2 separate regions of the Homo sapiens genome follow, and region 1 is linked to region 2. Evidence: chromatin contacts called from ENCODE Hi-C or POLR2A ChIA-PET data. All regions are on one chromosome and are shown on one strand. The core of a region is the stretch at or near the end of the contact, and the rest is flanking DNA. Distances in the headings are between cores, read along the strand shown.

Region 1 (7,637 bases), core at 3,201-5,700, 140 kb after region 2:
AGCAATGAAATAGAAATAGTATCTTTTTTTTTTTTCATTTGAGACGGAATCGCACTCTGTCACCCAAGCTGGAGTGCAGTGGCATGGTCTCGGCTCACTGCAACCTCTGCCTCCCGGGTTCAACCGATTCTCCCACCTCAGCCTCCCAAGTATCTGGGACTACAGGCACGTGCCACCACACCCGGAAGTTTTTTGTATTTTTAGTAGAGACGGGGTTTCACTATGTTGGTCAGGCTGGTCTGGAACTCTTGACCTCGTGATCCACCCACCTCGGCCTCCCAAAGTGCTAGGATTACAAGCGTGAGCCACCGCGCCCGGCCGAAATACTATCTTGTTCTCTATAGTGATTTATACTTTGCAAGGCATTTTCATACATCTACATCAACACGACTTGGTGAAGTATACAAGGAGATTAATACTCTACAGGATACAGATTCAAAGTAAGGAGGTAACTTCAAAGTAAAGGAGGTAAAATTCTTTTCACTTTCCATTCACTATTCATAGCTCCTTGACTTCTCACTTTTGTCTTAAATTCAAATGAAACCACAAGCTCTAAGATCACCAATAAATTAAATGTATTGAAAGAAAACAGTATGGAACCCTCCGAAGGGTGCCAGTAATGTTCTACTCCTTGACTGGGTGGTTACCTGAGTGTGTGAACTTGGTGGTAACATCAACATGTGTGTACTGAATGTATGGTATATTTTGAGGAAAAAAGAGAAATCAAGGGACTCACAACTGCTGGGCGGAGGGGACACAACCAACTCTAAAGAGAATTATTTGTAAAAATAAATTATCCACAACCCAAGCATGCTCTCAAAAAAATTCCCAGTTACGTTCTCATCTAATCATTACATCTTCTAAGATAAGGTAAGTCATCTCATCCTCATTTTACAGATAATAAAAACCAAGGTTGCTTGGTTTGCAATGGCAGAGCCAGGGTTTGAATAAAGTCCTATTGGCTTAAACGTCCATTTTCTTTCCTTTACATACCCTAAAATACACAATTCTTATGAGACACATACTATTTTCACATTCATTTTAAGGTTCCATAGTCTTCAAAGTAATGACTTTTAATGGCTGCATATGCAATAGCGTGCAATGCATAATGATATTCTGGTCAACGATGTTCTGGATGGCATATCCAATGGTGCTCCCTTAAGATTATAATCAAGTATTTTTACTGTACCTTTTCTATGTTTCAGTATATTGAGATGCATAAATACTTACCATTGTGTTACAACTGCCTACATTATTCAGTACAGTAACATGCGGTACAGGTTTGTAGCCTGAAGGAGCAATAGGCTATATCATATACCTACTATTTGTGAAGTAGGATAAACTATCTAGGTTTAAGAACACTCTAAGGCTGGGCGCAGTGGCTCACGCCTGTAATCCCAGCACTTTGGGAGGCTGAGGTGGGCGGATCACCTGAGGTCGGGAGTATGAGACTAGCCTAACCAACACGGAGAAACCCCGTCTCTACTAAAAATACAAAAATTAGCCGGGCGTGGTGGCACATGCCTGTAATCCCTGCTACACGGGAGGCTGAGGCAGGAGAATCCCTTGAATCCGGGAGGCAGAGGTTGCAGTGAGCCGAGATCGCACCATTGCACTCCAGCCCGGGCAACAAGAGTGAAGCTCCGCCTCAAAAACACACACACACACACACACACACACACACACACACACACAAAAAAAAAACAGAACCCTCTATAATGTTCACACATGATGAAACTGCCTAACAATGCATTTCTTGAAATGTATCCTTGTCTTTAAATAACACGTGACTGTATGTCAATGTGTTGATGTACCATAATTTAAAGAATCAATATCCTAGATAAGGATCTCTGAACTGCTTTCAATTTTTAAACTATGATTGGTAATGTTGCAGAGAATGCCTTATTGCTGGCTCACTGCTGTCAGCTGTCTTCTCAAAAAATGGCTGAATCTTATCACATATGGCCAACCCTTTCCCCATACAAGTAAACAGAAACTTTCACTAGCTGCTAACTGCTAAAATGCTTTAATTAAAATTAAATTAAAAACCACACTCTGAACTCGGAAGTCTTCACAGTTGGGCCTCAAACTGTAATTTGGGGTTTACCTTGCATTGCATCATTCCTCATATTGGTTTACTTACTGCCCTAAACTTCCCAATCCTTCATAATTTATTGGTTTTACACATCTTTCAAAGCATAATCCCTTAAATGCCAGCTCTTCCATGAGTTTATACATCCACTTTTATAGTCAGAATTAACTTCCTTTTTCACACTCCTCAACAGTGTTTTGCTCCATATGGAGTCCTAATTAGGGAAAAGAAGTCAGGTTGAGGGGACCAAGGGAAAGCAAAAAGAGAAGGGCGATAAGCTACAAGTCTGCCTTTCTTCATGGTCCAGGACACAGCCCTTCTGCACAAATAACTCAACAATCTTTCCATGTCCAGCTATCACCGGACCTTCGGCTGATAGAAAACTCAAGTTAGCTCACTGCAACCTTGGTGTTATCAGTACTGCACAAACCCCTCTTCAGCACACAACTGAAGTACTATTCCGTAAAATCCCCAGCCAGCCTTTGTTTCCTTGCAGTTAGCTCCTCTCTTACTAACTTGCCTGTTGCACTCTTGCAACATATTTTCATACTTTCTCTAATAAATCTGCTTTTCTTTACGTACAGCTGTCCTGGTAAATTCTTACCCTGGCGCCACCAGCCCCAGAGAGTTGCTGCTCACCCACGACAGTCCATGAAGTGCTTACTATGTTGTGCTTTAAATTATTTGCTGATGATTGTTTCTCATACTAGATAATACTCATATCTTGGCAATGGTCCCTAAAAAATATAAACTAGGCCAGGCACAGTGGTTCACGCCTGTAATCCCAGCACTTTAGGAGGCCAGGGCATGTGGATCACCTGAGGTCACCAGTTCAAGACCAGCCTGGCCAACATGGTGCAACCCGGTCTCTACTAAAAATACAAAAATTAGCTGAGCGTGGTGGCGAACACCTGTAACCCCAGCTACTTGGGAGGCTGAAGCAGAAGAATCGCTTGAACCCGGGAGGCAGAGGTTGCAGTGATCCGAGATCATGCCATGGCACTACAGCCTGGGCGACACAGTGAGACTTTGTCTCAAAAAAAAAAAAAAAAAAATATATATATATATATATATATATATATATATATATATATGGCACTCTTCCAATTTAAACGGTTGCAATGTTTGTCCACTCGGCCATATATATTATATTTATACTACATATATATTATATAATATATACACTAAGCTAGGGAGTAGGGGCCGAAGGGACGGAATTATCACTGGGGCAGAGGAAACACCAAAAGAAGGCCACTTTGGCTCCAACGCCTACTCTGCCACCAATCACAGGGCTGATCTTAGGCTGAACACTTAACCTTTCTAGGCTTCAGGTTAACTTAAATAAAAACTATACTACTACTTTCTAGACAAGATCTTCACATGGACCAAATGAAGAAGAGAAAAAATTAAAGACAAAAACCAAACATCATTTGGAAAAAATCTCAAAGGAGCAAAAAAAACATATATCCAAAGTAGTCTTCCTACAACCAATTTCCTTCTCTAATACATTCCTTCTACGACAAACAACTATAAAACACAAACGTTCTAACAGTGCCTAACCAGGCAATCTCATACCTTGTGATGTTTCCCGCATTCACTGTGGGTCGTAACACTTAAACTGATAATCCAAGGCTTTAGAAACGCCTTCCCCGAATCCCCTAGATTGGGCCAAGACTCCTTAGGTGTTCTCTCTGCCATTTATGGTGCAACGTGGCACTCTTCCAATTTAAATGGTTGCAATGTTTGTCCACCTGGCCAAAAAGCAAGCTGCCTGAGAGGAGGAAGCATGTTCCCCTAAATCATCATTGTATTCCCCAGACCCAGCACGGTGCTACCTGGCACCCTGTTAGCTATAACGGAGTCGCTGCGCAATAACTGAATGAAAGGTGCGATTACGGGAAAAAAAAAAAAGCCAGTTACTGAATACATTCCAGGTTGGTCTAAGAGCCCTGTGAGGACCCTCCTCCAACTGGTTTTGTTTCCTCATAATGGGATGATGACAATTTCCCAGGAGGTGAAGTTCAGGCCAAGCCCAACCTGAGCTGGTTAACCCCTCCCTCCAGGAGGTAGGATGGCAGGGGCCGAGGCCCAGAGGCGCCAGCCGGCTAGCGGCGCAGACACGTGGGGAGCTGGGTAGCAGCATCCTCACTCCGCCCGTATCTGGTGGCCGGCCCGGGTCCTGCCAGGGCTCGGCAGGCCCCGCTCCCGTCCACCTCTTCCCCTCCGCGCCGCCTCTCCTTCTCACCTGTCGCTCGCCCTGAGCACTGTATTTATTCCCCTTACTCAGTCCCAGGGACTTCTCCAGTAGCGACAACTCTGCGGCCGCCGCCATCTTCCGGCCGTAGCTCCTGGCAGACGCGAGACCTGCAGAACAAGAACCTCCCGCATTGGTGGAAACAGAAGTCCCACTCCTGCAAACTTCAGCGGCGATTGGCTGAACGGAAGGGGCGTGGAGAGCGCGCGCCAAAGCACAGGAGGCGGGGCCGGTGGAAGGGGCGGGGCTGAGGGCGGGGTGTGAGACAGGTGGAGAAGTGATGGTAAATTTCCACTCGAACTGTTGGGGAGCTAGTTACTGGTAGAAAGGCCCCAAGGCCGGGCTTCGGTGGCTGCAGTAGACTGGATCTGGATCTCTAAATGGCAATCTATTGACATGGCTGCCAGCGGTAACTCGTTAACTCATTTGCTAGTCTAAGAGAATTTATATATGATGGGAACTGAAATTTGCCTTAGTTTGGTTCAGGAATCTGTAAATTTGAACAATCAAATTGAATAGCAAAAAGTTCACAGTCCATTAGGAGTTTCTAACGTGTAGCATAATTCATGAGGATTTTAATTGTGTTGTAGTGGTGAATTCGAAAAACTGGTTTTTCTACTGTTGATCTACAGCTCAACACTAGCAGTAGAATTATACATTTAAAGATTATTCACAGAACACGGAGTATGTCAGATAGGGGTCAAATAATTACAGCTCAAGGAAATAAGCCATTAATGGCATTAATGATCTTTTTTTGCAGTACCAGAAGGCTGGTTACATAATTTATGAAGTTTTGGTATATAAATAAACAAGGTGCATAACTTTGCCCCACTAACTTGCTACATTCTTGTATCTTCAAAAAAGAAAGAAAGGAAGAAAGAAAGAAAATTAGTAGTATATGTTGAATATTTCCAAAAGATTTGTGAAAATACAAAATATTTTCCACTTTGAAGAATGAATAAACAAAGTGTGTATTAGTCTGAGAGAAATAGAACAATCCTACAAGGTAACTCATCATTGAATCAGAAATATCAAAGTTTAGTGGGGAATGTTGTTACTGTGTTACACCTTCCCTATCCCAGAATACTTAATGAGTTTACTCTGTCAGCAGAAGTAAACATAAGGAAAAGAAACTTTTGCCAAATCAACATAACAAAATACAAAAGAAATTTCAGTATAAGTGGATTGTTAGGCACTAAATTATCTGTTTTACTTTCCATATTCAGATAATGGAATGACTATTCTACTACTTTTTAAAAGACCAACCCTCTAAGATAATTCACATATCCATTTTCAGGGTTTAGGTACACTTTTTGCTTGTAATAAAACATTTTTTAAAAAAATTAACATTTATCCAATGCCAATGGGTGGTATATTGAAAATAAGGTTTGGCCTTTGCATAATTATAGAAATATCAAATTAAAAAAGAAATCCCTAAAAAACTGAAAGCAGAACAAAGCATATTGTACATCAAATTGATGACATCATCACCCAGTGTGGACCTCTTTTAAGTGACTTTATAGCACAGTCATTTAATTGTATACTCTTAGTAAGATATGCTTTAAGGACAAAATTCATGAAAACCTGTTTTTGGTTCTTTTTGTTTGTTGGTTTGGTTAGCATCTTGGCAGTGTCAGCATTGGTATGGTGCTGTATATGTACTGTGGAATAAAGCAAAGATGCAATCATGTGGTGTTGCTGGAAAGTTGGGTGTTTGGTGTTGCCCAAAAGAGGAGTTGTAAGGTAGATGAGGTTAAATCAAAACTTTCTGGTCCTGAATTTGAATTGTAATATCAATATGAACTTATGACGCTTTTATCTTAAGGAAAATGAAAAGTATTTCCTACCTAGCTCTGTTTACTTAAAAGGCCTAGAAACAAGGACAACTCAGTAGCAATGAGCACCCCAGCACCCAGATTCTGGTTTCAAATACTATTTCCCACAAAAAGAAATGGGGGCTCTTTGGAGACCGGCTGAATCCAAACCTTGCGGGGAGATCAGTCTGGACCATCTAGTTATAGTAGAAAGAAAAGAAAGTATCTAAGAGTAATGAGGGGAGTCAAAGGGTAGGATCAGATCACTTGAGGGTCAATAATAGTCATTACAAGCTGAGAGTCGATAAGAATAATTGCAATGAATTGAAACATGTTGAATATGTTTAAGTCTATGAGTTCATAATGATACTAAAAAAAAAACAAGAACAAAATCAAAATAACCCTCATTCGTTACCTTTGGAGGATACTAGAGATCCAATTCATTATTTTGAAAAAGGATAAAGAAAACACATGAAGAAACCAATATATTTTTTCATGATTATCCTATGTAAACTGTATCTCAGGGAAACTAAACTCTAATGAGGAAAAATGTCTTTATAGAATTCTAACTAATAAAAACAGAACAATAGAATATTATTGTTTTGCAGCTACGGATATAATAATGAATCTAGGTGACAATTATCAATAGCTATTCACATCATAAAAACAGAGACAAACAGACATAAATTGCTTCTGAGAGAGGTGTACATCATCACCCAGTCTTGCCAATCGAATCTGAATTTGACCAAGCCTTTTGATCTAACAGCCAATTTACAAGAAATAATAGCAGGAAAGAGGATCATGTTAAATGATGTCATGGAGATGCAATGAGCAAATTCTAGATCATGAAAACTATAGGACAAATGATCCAGTTGTTTCAACAAGTAAATTGCAAAGCAAAAAGAAGAGGCAGAGAGAAGTGAACCTGTAAGTTGAAAGCATTATAAGGGAACTGTCAACCAATTGCAATATATAAATCTTTTTTTCAAGTCTGGTTCCAACTAATAAACTGTTAATTTTTTTAAGTGGATTGTCACATCATGATTGTGGCAAATGTCTACTACATTCCATTTTATATACTATGGGTATTAAATTCCATGCCCAAATTCACATAACTAATAGATCTGTGCATGAATCATCTGGGGATTTAAAAAAAAATCCATGCCATACTGGAGATTCTGATTCACTTTATCCGGGGTGGGACTGGGTGCTATTATTATTATTTTTTTAATCCTCAGCTGAGTCTAATATGTGGCCAGGGTTGAAACCCCCTATGGCAGATGCAGAATTTCAACTCTGCTTCCTGGCTTTTAAATCCACACTGTTCTGATTTTCTAATGTCTCCTTTCTCTGTTGTTACGGTGAGCAGGTGCAAGCTTTACTTCACTTAACATTAGACATAAGAAAGAGGAGAAAGCTTATATTTTATTAGAAATAATCAATAAATGTATTTTTAGATGATCTACATATTTGATCT
Region 2 (6,636 bases), core at 3,341-5,840:
TGAGATAACCTGCAACTTGCCCACAATAGAAGGATGGGGCCACTTTTTACTCTCCTTTTTATTTTATTTTTTAAAGTTTTTTTTTTTTTTGAGATGGAGTTTCGCTCTGTCACCCAGGCTGGAGTGCAATGGTGCGATCTCAGCTCACTGCAACCTCCGCCCCCCAGGTTCAAGCGATTCTCCTGCCTCAGCCTCCCGAGTAGCCGGGATTACAGGCGTCGGCCACCATGCCCGGCTAATTTTTGTATTTTTAGTAGAGATGGGGTTTCGCCACATTGGCCAGGCTGGTCTCCAACTCCTGACCTTAGGTGATCCACCTGCCTCAGCCTCCCAAAGTGCTAGGATTACAGGCATAAGCCACCGTGCTCGGCCTCTGCTTTTTAAATGACAATGGTTTTGGGGACCGTATGTTCCTTGAGTGAAACATTCCTTATAAGCAGCCTACACCATTCACCGCCACGTAGTTGTGGATTTTAGCATCCTTCCATGTGCACAGGCTTCTCCTGCCTTCAGGAGTTCACATCTGAGTGGAATCTACCCCGGTAGGTCCCCGGAAAGGTTCAAAAGCTCCTCTCAGAGCAGGAAGTTATCAACTCCGTAATTTCCCAGGCTAATTTTACAGACTAGTCTTAGGAAGCGCTTGATGTTGACAGCGACCATGTGGCTTTCTTACTGAAAACCCAAGTGCCCAGTAAATAAGCTCAACTACAAAGTAAAGAAGAAACGTGGTGCTCAATTCCAATGATTCAAAAGTTTAACCATTGCTTTTAGGAGTTAATCACTCAATGACATATTTCCTTTCCTAAATAAACATTGACTTTTTGACATCTGGTGTTGGATCTCTTATGTATATGGGTATGGCTCAGTTCCTGGAGAGAGTAGAGATAGTGACACAGAATGGGCCATCAGGCCACACCTCAGTGTACTTGCCACTAGGACGTTAATAAGGGATGCACAGTAGTGTCACAGATTCCAGCCCTGCAAGTAGGGCCACGAGAGGAAAAGTGGTTGCTCTTTGTTTCATCGTCAATATTCAATATAAGAAAAATGAGCTGGGCATGGTGGCTTATGCCTGTAATCCCAGCACTTAGGGAGGCCGAGGTGGGTGGAGTTTGAGACCAGCCTGGCCAACATGGCGCAACTCTGTCTCCACTAAAAATACAAAAATTAGCTGGGCATGGTGGCAGATGCCTGTAATCCCAGCTACTCAGGAGACTGAGGCAGGAGAATCACCTGAGCCTGGGAGGCGGAGGATGCAGTGAGCCGAGATCGCACCACTGCACTCCAGCCTAAGTGACTGACAGAGACAGACATTGTCTCAAAAAAAAAAAAAAAAAAGATAAATGGTTCTTAAACATGAGAATGGCAGGGGAAGTTGGAAAGTTTTGTTGTAGTGAATACAGATTTGATTTGGTTACTCCACGAGAGTCATTTTAGCACCAAGTATATTAAATGATGACATGAAGAAGAGCTTCATATGCTGAAGAGACAACTGACAACCCGAACTTCCACAGGTTCTCACCTTCTGTGGCTTATTATAGCTCATTTTCCTTTCAGATCTTACAATCTCCCACTTTAGGAACTGAAATTCTTCGGAATTTCCTGTGATTATGTTTTCTAGTGTTACGGGAAGGAAAGTTATCTTTAGGGTTAGACAACATGTAAAGTTGAATACTGAATTCAACAGAGATCTTAAAATACAAGTCCAGGAATGAAAGGGATTAAGAATGTACACTGTGTATAGTTAATGTAGACTATAACTAGGTTCATAAAACAATTGTAAAAATTGTCTTTGAAGAGAAAGTTTATTAACTTCATTTTAATATTCACAATACAGATTTGAGACATTTTATGGGAGAAAAACCACAAAGTTCTAATCCTCCTTAAGAACTAGGATGTGTCTCTTCATTGCTCACAGGCTGCGAATTAAGCTTTCAATTCATTCAACAGTGAGTACCTACTATGTGCCAAAAAATGTTGCCAGCAGTGGGAATGTTCCAGAGAATGCCCTTGTTCCCATGGGGTTTACAACCTAGTGAGTGAGACAGTTAATGTACAATAAAGAAATAAGTACAAGATCTTTATACAAGATTATAAGATTAGGCAGTGCCGAATGTTAAAAGCAAAATAAAACAGGGCAGCATACATTTATCTAGTATAGTTGCTGCTTTGGCATCCATTTTGGGCCTGCGGTAAGTTATTGAAACCCAGTCGTACCCTATCACCTTTGGTCTAGTTAAAATGTTCCCTCCCTGTGTGGTTGTTTGTGAAACAGCCTGCTTGCTCTTCACCCCACAGCTGCTGACCACAGTAAAACCTAATGATCAACACCAGAGTGATGTAAGTTCCCCCTTTTGCACATTTTTAAATTTAACTAATTAATTAATTTGTTTGTTTGTTTTTTGAGATGGAGTCTGGCTCTGTCACCCAGGCTGGAATGCAGTGCTGCAATCTCGGCTCACTGCAACTTCCGCCTCCCAGGTTCAAGCAATTCATCTGCCTCAGCCTCCCAAGTAGCTGGGATTACAGGCGTGCACCACCACGCGCTACTATTTTTTTTTTTTTTTTTGGTATTTTTAGTAGAGACGGGGTTTCACTTTGTTAGCCAGGCTGATCTCGAACTCCTGACCCCAAGTGATCCACCAGCCTCGGTCTCACAAAGTGCTGGGATTAGAGGCATGAGTCGCCGTGCCCAACCACACGTTTTTTTAAATTAGCCAATCCACAACCCCCATGGGAAACCCTAAGGGATAAGGTCCACGGATCTTAATAAAGGCATAATCCCACAGGTCCTCTCTCTCTCTCGCTCTCCCCTCTCTCCCTTACTCCCCACTCCCTCTCCCTGGTTGAGCTCTCTGACACCCCTGGACTTTTCCTTAGCCTCCTGTTGGCAGCTCTGACCTTTCCGGGATCTGTAAGTTATACAGTTCTTCTGTTTCAGCCATTTTGGTTTCATTCCCTCATTTTGTCTCACTTGATGGACACAGGTGAACCTAGCTCCCCCACCCCACGCTGTTAGGGCTCTCCCAGAGAGTGGCTTCTTGGTTTTTGGCGTGTGTGTGTGTGTGTGTGTGTGTGTGTGTGTGTGTGCCGCAGTCTCGCTCTGTCACCCAGGCTGGAGTGCAGCGGCGCGATCTCGGCTCACTGCAGCCTCCGCCTCCCGGGTTCACGCCATTCTCCTGCCTCAGCCTCCCGAGTAGCTGGGACTACAGGCGCCCGCCACCACGCCCGGCTAAATTTTTGTGTTTTTGGTAGAGACGGGTTTTCACCGTGTTAGCCAGGATGGTCTGGATCTCTTGACCTCGTGATCCGCCCACCTCGGCCTCCCAAAGTGCTGGAATTACAGGTGTGAGCCACCGCGCCCGGCCAGGTTTTGGCCACTCTCAAAAGTGGAGACCTCAAAACCAAATTAGAAAGAACCACGGCGATGGAACTCACGACACAGGGTAACGGGATAAAGAGAGAAAGGGAGACACTTCAACATCCCTGTATTAGCCTTGACGGCTCAATTCATCAAAAAATACAGATTGAATATATAAGAAATACATATAAAAATGAAAAATATAATTAAAAGTACACATTATTTCATCATAACTTAAAAAATTAAAAGCTAATTAAAAATTTTTGGTTAAAAAGCTATTTAGAAAATGTTTAAAAACTCAATAAGTGGTTAAAGGAGAAAATTAACACTATAGTTACAATTATTTAGAAAAAATATGAGAAAATGTAAGTAAAATTATAGGAGACAAATTTTGCTCCTTGAGGCAAAGATTTTCACAGATTTCCCAAAAATAACATAAAAATCACTTACCATAAAAGAAAAATTTGATAAATTGGACTTCATCAAAATTAAAAACTTTTGCTCTTCAAAATAAACTGTTTTTTGGGGAGCTGAAGGAAATGTGCATTATCTTGATTGTGATGATGGCTTCAATGGTGTATACATGTCAAAACTCATCAAATTGTACACCTTAAACATATGTAATTTATTGTGGTCAACTATGTGTCAATAAAGTTGCAATGAAGAATTGGAAATAAAGAATTGGCAACTAAATACTTTTTTTTTTTTTTGAGACAGGGTCTCGCGCGGTCACCCAGGCTGGAGTGCAGTGATGCCATCATGGCTCACTGCAACCTCTGCCTCCCGGCTCAATTGATCCTCCCCTTCAAACTCCCCAATAGCTGGGACTACAGGTACTTGCCACCATGCCTGGCTAAATTTTGCTCAGTACAACTTTTTAAAACATGAACTAATTGTTGAGAAAATTAAAAGGCAAGCCATCAACCAGGAGAAAATATTTGTAATTAATGAGTCTGGCAAAGCACTTAAATTTAGAAAATATAAATAACTCTTACTATTCAACGATGGAACAAACAACACACAACCACACAGCCCATAAACTAAAGAGATCGGCACTACCCCCCGAAATGTACAAATGACCAAAAATAACATGAAAAGATGCTCACTATCTTTAGTCATCAGAGAAATGCAACTTAAAACCACAAAGAGATACCATTATACCGAACCGAGAACAGCTAAAAATAAAAAGACTACTAATAATCTCATTTATATACAGAATCTAAAACAAAAACCAACTCATAGAAACAGAGAGGAGAATGGTGGTTGGCAGGAGTTGTGGGTGGGGAAATGGGGAGATGTTGGTCAAAGGGTACAGAGTTTCACTTACAAAATGAGTAAGTTGGCCAGGTGCAGTGGCTCACACCTGCAATCCCAGCACTTTGGGAGGCCAAGGCAGGCAGATCACCTGAAACCAGGAGTTCAAGATCAGCCTGACCAACATGGTGAAACCCCATCTCTACTAAAAATACAAAAATTAGCTGGGTATAGTGGTGCACGCCTGTAATCCCAGCTACGTGGGAGGCTGAGGCAGAGAATCGCTTGAACCCAGGAGGCGAAGGTTGCAGTGAGCCAAGATCACAAGATCACGTCACTGCACTCCAGTGACTCTATCCCAAAAAAACAAAGCAAGTTCTAGAGACCTAATGTACAGCACAGTAACTGTAGTTAATAATAATGCATTATATGCCCGTAATTTGCTAAGAGAGGAGGTCTTAAGTATTCTCACTGCACGAGCACGCACGCACACACACACCCCCAAAAAGGTAACTATCTGAGGTGATGAATATGTTAATTAGCTTGTGATAATCATTTCACAATGTATACATGTATCAAAAATCATGTTGTACAACTTGAATTATATAATTTTTTATAAATTATACCTCAATAAAGTTAAAAAAACAAGGTTCAAGTTATAAAACATAGATATGTATAAGGATGTGAATATGTATATAAGCAATCAATATAGGAAAAATACATATACACAAATATATGCACATATACATTTCCTATTGAAAAGATGATGGCACCACATCCCTCTGTCTTGTCAAGGCAGTGCTTAGTTAAGAACACACCCCATCTACCACCAGGCAATTCAGTAAAAACAATGAGTGCTTTGTTTTTATGATGAGAAGGTAATGTATATAGTCTGCCACAATAATTTTCTGCTGTCTGCTTTTTTCATACTTAACAACTACTCTGATAACTCTTTCTAGAACATTCTCAGAATTAGCTCTAACCAAGCTCTAGCCCAAATGCCACTTTTACCTCTCAAATAAACTGCTTTTCCTACAGCCTGGACATCAAAAAAGTCCAAATAAGTGACCAAGAAATGGAAGAACACTTTTGAGTGACTGAGGAAGGGAAGAAATTAAATGAGCCAAGTCAGAACTCTCTGTAGGGTGAAGGTGAATGGGAAGCGTTGGGAAAAATCATTAGCACTTTTATGAAATGTATACATTTAAGATTATTTGTTGTTTTTGCCAGACTCCTTCCAGGCAAAGCATACATTTATAAATGTTTAAGTGTATTTTTTTTAAGTTCATTGCAGCTATAGAAATTGTTCCATAATGTGGAAGCCCCTGCCAAGTTTCCAGCTCTCAATTTCCCGAGATGTATAATTATATTATTATTATTATTATTATTTTTTGAGTTGGAGTCTCACTCTGTTGCCCAGGCTGGAGTGCAGTGGCGCGATCTCGGCCTACTGCAAGCTCTGCCTCCCAGGTTCACACTATTCTCCTGCCTCAGCCTTCCGAGTAGCTGGGACTACAGGCGTGTGCCACCACACCTGGCTAATTTTTTTGTATTTTTAGTAGAGACGGGGTTTCACCGTTTTGGCCGGGATGGTCTCGATCTCCTGACCTTGTGATCCACCCACCTCGGCCTCCCAAAGTGCTGGGATTACAGGTGTGAGCCACCGCACCCGGCCAGAATTATATTATTATATTATTTCGATTAAATGATTTGACTCTGTTTCTTCTGTATTAATGTTGATGTATCTTTCAGTGCATACTTGATACTTAAAAAAAAGAAAGACTACCAATACCAAGTGTTGGCAAGGATGTGGAGCAACTGAAACTCTCCTGTACCACTGGTGGGGATATAAAATAAAACATCCATTTTGGAAACGTTTGGCAGTTTCTTACAAAGTTAAGGATGCACTTAACATATCATTTAGCAAATCTGCCCCCAGGATTTTGCAAAAAAGAGATGAAAACACATCCACAAAAGACTTGTCTATGAATATTCACAGCAGCTTAATTCAAAATAGCCAA

What was found. Hi-C counts contacts between places; a loop is a spot of excess contacts on that map. ChIA-PET counts read pairs that join two places held with the same protein, here RNA polymerase II (POLR2A). Pooled maps may share reads with other maps.
Region 1: a loop to region 2 is called in a map with no recorded cell type, with 10 times the contacts of the local background. The contact joins the promoter of EEF1E1 here to the enhancer-like site in region 2. A Hi-C loop is called at or near these places in 3 of 37 single-sample maps with no recorded cell type and 6 of 50 pooled maps. POLR2A ChIA-PET finds 5 or more read pairs at or near these places in 1 of 52 experiments (HepG2).

The regions. Positions count from the first base shown.
Region 1 is chr6:8,098,098-8,105,734 of GRCh38, forward strand. It overlaps EEF1E1 (eukaryotic translation elongation factor 1 epsilon 1), which reads right to left and starts at 4,451. Exons shown (of 4, transcript NM_004280.5): 1 at 4,338-4,451. The coding sequence starts at 4,424. EEF1E1-BLOC1S5 (EEF1E1-BLOC1S5 readthrough (NMD candidate)) reads right to left here and starts at 4,498. Exons shown (of 7, transcript NR_037618.1): 1 at 4,338-4,498. RefSeq lists silencers at 3,850-4,035, 4,244-4,363, 4,504-4,703.
Region 2 is chr6:7,958,766-7,965,401 of GRCh38, forward strand. All of the region lies in intron 4 of BLOC1S5-TXNDC5 (BLOC1S5-TXNDC5 readthrough (NMD candidate)), which reads right to left. Among named protein-coding and RNA genes, the nearest start is that of TXNDC5, 51 kb to the left of the region's middle. RefSeq lists an enhancer at 4,917-4,966. Within about 2 kb of position 4,591, at least 3 of the 41 ENCODE cell types and tissues checked have a DNase peak (open chromatin) inside an H3K27ac peak, as active enhancers do.